Linked DNA regions of Homo sapiens: region 2 is linked to region 1. The links are chromatin loops, found by intact Hi-C in ENCODE. Cell type or tissue: Calu3. All regions are shown on one strand.

Region 1 (2,500 bases):
GCAGTACAGTGCAGGAGGCATGTTACTATTCCCATTGTCATCTTCATTCCAAGACCAGAAGCAGGACAGGAGCCCCTCCATGGATGGACCCTAAGGTGATGATGATGCGAAGGAGAAAGGAGGGTGTTTAAGGGGCTGTGTTCTGTTGTCTGCCCTCTCTAGAGGGACCTGCATTGTACCCATTGCCCAGAAAGGACATGGCATGGCGTGATGGGCTGACACAGGCAGGGGACCAGAAGGGCCCAGGGCATTGCCCACTTAGCACTCCAGCTGCAAAAGCAGCCGTATGTGTCCTGAGGCCCATGGCTCCTGGTCATAGCTGATTGGATCAAGAGAAGGCACCTATCCAAGGAAAATCAGTCTGCGGGCTGCCTAGTGACCCATGGAAATATGAGTGGGACCAATCAGATCCTCTCGTTCAAGATTTAGCCATTAGGAGGGGAGTGGCCAAAGTGCTGTAGGTGGTAGGTCAGTCAGGAGTGGGGCTGGAGGGCCAGGGCAGTGTTGAATATGGTTCTAGGGGAGCAGCACCTCTCCGTGAAGTCAGTAGCGGGAAGAGGAGGGTGGAGCCAGCAAAGGCAGAGAAGATAATTGCTCACGTGTATTGAGTGATAATTGCTGATGTGTATTGAGCAATTACTATGGGCCAGGCACTGTTCTAGGATCACTTAATCATAATCCACAGAGCAGGCACTATACCACCATTCTTATTGTACAGATGAAGAAACGGCTGAAGAGAGATTAAGAAACTTGCTCAAGGCCACACAGCTCGTAGTGGTAGAGCTGCACCTTCAAGCTCAGACTGGTGACTGCAGTGTCACCCTGCTGTCTCCTTCACGGTGTGTGGCTGCTTTGGCCCCAGGCCTGGGCACTCCATTTCCTGCCCTAGGGCTCCAGTGAGCTCCCTCTTATCTTTTGAGTTACCTTCAGGGTGTCTCTGTTCTTTGCAACTGAAAGAGCTTGATGAAAATTCTAAGAAGTTTCTGGCAGGGGACGGGTGGTGGGGGGATCCTTTCGAGTCAGGAACTCCCTGACCTCTCAGGATCCTTTGGATCAGTACCTCATGGGTCAGTTTCACAGGCCACTTAGGCATGAGGCTCCCTGCCCGTGGGTCATCATCAAAGTCTAGGCGGATGGGGAGGTTTGGTTAGTCAGAGGCTTCCCAAGCCCAAGAAATATTTGCACAGTGACGACATCTGAGTGCTGGGTGGGGGATAGGAGTGCAACAATGAGCACTTTGGTACCAGAAAGGAGTCTGGGTGGTGGCGGCTGAAATGCCATTCATATTTGTGCCTGCAGGAAACACTATTCATATGTAAGTGCACAAGTGGGAGCTGTGTCCTGGAAAGTGGCACGTGGGTGGAAGTCTGAGGGGGTGAGAGGCAGTCTGAGGTCTGTCCCCAGACTCTAACCCTGGTCCCAGCATGGTGTGTTTAGACACAGGAGCCAGGTGCCTCACTCTCCAGTGAGGGTTTCTTTGTGAGCACAGGGCCTGCAGATGGGCAAATGGGGTAAGGCAGTGCCTGGGGCCCTGAGCAGGTCTCCACCGCTGCGTGACTCTCCAACATTCGACCAACTTAAGGTCAGCTTGGGAAACCCTGTTCCCGTCAGAAGAGGAAGGCAGAGCCTTCCCTCCTTCCACATTCCCTCCATTCCCCTCCCGGCAGGATGAGTTTCTAAGCCTCTCCCCCAGGCTGGCAGACACCCCCTGCCACCTAAGGTGGCCTGTACTTCTCGCCCAAGGAGGCCATCAGCTGGGGGTTAGGGTACATGACAAGAAGTTTGATACCAAGTGTTCAATCACTCAAGCTTGTAAATGTGTTACCTTAAAATAAGGCCACAGCAAGAGAAGCTGGGCACCCAAAGGCTGCAAGCAAAGCCCTTCCTTATGGGGACAGCAATGTCTGGCTGAGCGTGGCGCGGAGGGTGGGCACTGGGGGAGGCCAGGCCGCCGGGAGGCGCGGCAAGAGGGAAGAGTCCAGACGGCCAAGAACAGCCCTGGGTTTGAGGGGAAGCCTCAGGGCAGCTGTCTTCAAAATGAGGTGGCTGCAGCCTTGGGGGTGCTATGGTGACCCCCTGGGGTACAGGAAGAAACAGAGCTTCTGTGTAAATGAGCAGCGTTCTTTAGAGTTGTTTTAATGCAGGTTATAATATCCACAGTACGTTGGTATGTGGCATAACTTATTAGGGGTGTACTGGTATGGACTTCTCAGCAGAGGTGGCCAATCTGAACAAGGCCCAGGTCCCTCCCATGCCTCCTCTCCTAGGCTTCTTCCCTGCAGCTGAAGGTGGCCCATCAGCAATGCCCGAGGGGATCTCTGTTCAGACGTGAGTCCTGCCTTGGCCTCTCCCAGCAATGCCCAGAGGCAGCAGGGGCTTCAGGGGTCGCCCTGGACAGGTCAGAGGCCAGGATCAGCCCTGCCTGGACCCCTCTTGCCTCCTCCTACCCTCTCCAGGCTTTAGCCCAGCCTTAGCAACACTCTCACCAGCTCAAATCCAC
Region 2 (2,500 bases), 60 kb after region 1:
ACCATGTTGGCCAGGCTGGTCTCAAACTCCTGACCTCAAGTGATCCACCTGCTTTGGCCTCCCAAAGTGCTGGGATTACAGGAGTGAGCCACTGCAGCTAGCCAGGTTCATATATATATGTATATCAATTACAACTACTCATATATACTAATATATATATATCCATATTTTGTATATGTATTATACAATTAATCTTCCATGGTTTTAAAAATATCTCAGCCTAAGTCTCTGATGGCAAGTGTCATCTGAGTATAGTCCTGGTTCCTCATAGCTACATGACAAATTGGGAAGTGGCATCAAAGACCCTCTGGAATCCAGAGAGTAGACATTACTGCCTGCCTTTTGTCTCTCAGCCAGATCCTTAGCCACAGAGGAGTGACTCTACATGAGCATAAGTTGGCACCTCCGCAGGCCCGCACAGTCCACTATGCTGAGCTGGTCGAGCTTTCCATCCCCTATCCAGGGTCCACTCACCCCACTGTGGGTAATACACTGGAGTATTTCCTATCTTATTCTCTGATAATCTACAGTCTATTTCAAGGTTTTGATTATTTTATTTTTGAGATGGGGTCTCGCTCTGTAACCCAGGCTGGAGTGCAGTGGCATGACCATAGCTCACTGCAGCCTTGACCTCCTGGGCTCAAGCGATCCTCCCACCTCAGCCTCCCAAGTAGTTGGGACCACAGGCACGCACCATTGCACCAGGCTGACTTTTTACCTTTTTATTTTTATTTTTTGTAGAGATGAGGCAGGGTGGGTCTCACTATGTGGTCCAGGCTTGTCTGGAACTCCTGGGCTCAAGCGACCCTTCCCACTTAGCCTCCCAAAATGTTGAGATGATAGGCATGACCTACCACCCCAGTCTCAAATTTTTTTTTTTTTTTTTTTTTTTTTTTTGAGACAGAGTGTCGCTCTTGTTGCCCAGGCTGGAGTGCAGTGGCATGATCTTGACTCACTGCAACCTCCGACTCCTGGGTTGAAGCGATTTTCCTGCCTCAGCCTTCCGAGTCACTGGGATTACAGGTGCCCGCCACCATGCCTGGCTAATTTTTGTTATTTTTAGTAGAGATGGGGTTTCACCATGTTAGCCAGGCTGGTCTCGAACTCCTGACCTCGGGTGATCCACCCACCTCGGCCTCCCAAGGTGCTGGGATTACAGGTGTGAGCCACCTTGCCCGGCCTCAAATTTTTTTTTTAAGAGTTCTATTTCACAGCCCACTAATGGGCCCCACCTGCGATCTGGAAAAATTGCTCTAATCAGATGGCTGCAGACTGGCCCAGCGCCTGCCCTTCTGCTCTACTCCAGACGTCTTCCTCCCTGCCTAGCACCTCATGTGCCCTTTCCAGACACTTCCTCCTTGTGGCCTCCAAGTTAACAGCTGGTGGCTCTGTAGTCCAGGCTGCTGCTTCTGCAGCAAGCTCAGGTTACAGCACCGGGCTTTCCTTGCTCATCAAAATACTTCTAGGGTGAGTTTCCAGAGTTCTCTTCAACCTTCCTTCTCCCAGTGATACACTGCTCTTGAATGCCTTGTTTATCTAGGGCAGCCATGGAACCTTGCCACTAAAACCCAGGTGAAGATCTTTCCCTGCCTAGTCCTCTGCAATTCTAGAGTGATTAGGGGCTCCCCTGGCATTTTCACAGCACCACAGCTACCTGATGGCATTGGTGTTTCACAGCAGAAGGCGCTGAGGGCACAGGGAGCTGAGCTGAAGCGACCTATCCAAGGTCACCTGTCTAGGAAGTAGCAGAACTGTTTCCAACCCCAGTCTCCTGATGCTGATTCACAGCTACCCTCTGGAGGGTTTCATTTTTCTCCTCTCTGACCCTTTGGAAAAGGATGCATTGAAGGACATAATGTTTTGATCCTTTGTTTTTGTGTTACATAAGTAAGGGAAAATTTCCTGTGACTTTACAAGTTCCTCTGTCTCTCCAGTGTTTCGAATTTGGTCCCTACACAGACTGGCTTCTTGCTCACACACTCTGCTAATGCCCAGGACTGCCTTCCATTTCAAGGGTTACCTCACCTTGCAGTGAGCCAAAAAGGTTTGCCCTCGGAATCTTCACCCTCGTTCCTCTCTTTCTGGGAACTACAGAAAGTTCGTTTCTGAGCCCGCAGAGTTTTTAACAGCACCTCCAGTTTCTCCTTAGTTCCTTCCCACGAGCCCGGAACCTGCTGTTAGCTGCTCTACTGAAAAATCCCCTTTTTTTCTCCCTGGGAGGAGTAGTAGGCACTCTTTCCAATTTCTACAAGCTGGTGGCAGGAGGGCTGGCATTCTTTCTCCCCTGCCTCATCAACACTTAATCCATCTTCCTGGCTCTGCCCACCCCTGAATTTGAAAAATGAAGTCAAAAACATCAAGGCGCATCCTTTTTGTGTGCCTGCTATTTTCAAGGGGCTGTAACGGTGATAGCAACCATGCAGGTACCCGCAGTGTGCTAAGCAGGGGCACTCTTCATGTCATCTCTGATATTCACAGCTACCCCATAATGGCGGACATG

Evidence for each region. Hi-C counts contacts between places; a loop is a spot of excess contacts. Peaks named below come from ENCODE experiments on the same cell type or tissue, not always from the same donor. Only the 100,000 strongest peaks of a DNase experiment are listed, where the experiment ranks them.
Region 2: a loop joins it to region 1, with 9 times the contacts of the local background. A loop is called at or near these places in 6 of 110 quality-filtered maps.

The regions. Positions count from the first base shown.
Region 1 is chr2:47,075,744-47,078,243 of GRCh38, reverse strand. It overlaps TTC7A (tetratricopeptide repeat domain 7A), which reads right to left. Exons shown (of 20, transcript NM_020458.4): 20 at 2,121-2,500. Among named protein-coding and RNA genes, the nearest start is that of STPG4, 78 kb to the left of the region's middle. In Calu3, no CTCF peak of the experiment used is centred here; DNase peaks (open chromatin) are centred at 486, 843 and 1,233.
Region 2 is chr2:47,015,598-47,018,097 of GRCh38, reverse strand. The region is part of intron 11 of TTC7A (tetratricopeptide repeat domain 7A); the gene reads right to left. Among named protein-coding and RNA genes, the nearest start is that of TTC7A, 76 kb to the right of the region's middle. In Calu3, no CTCF peak of the experiment used is centred here; a DNase peak (open chromatin) is centred at 1,357.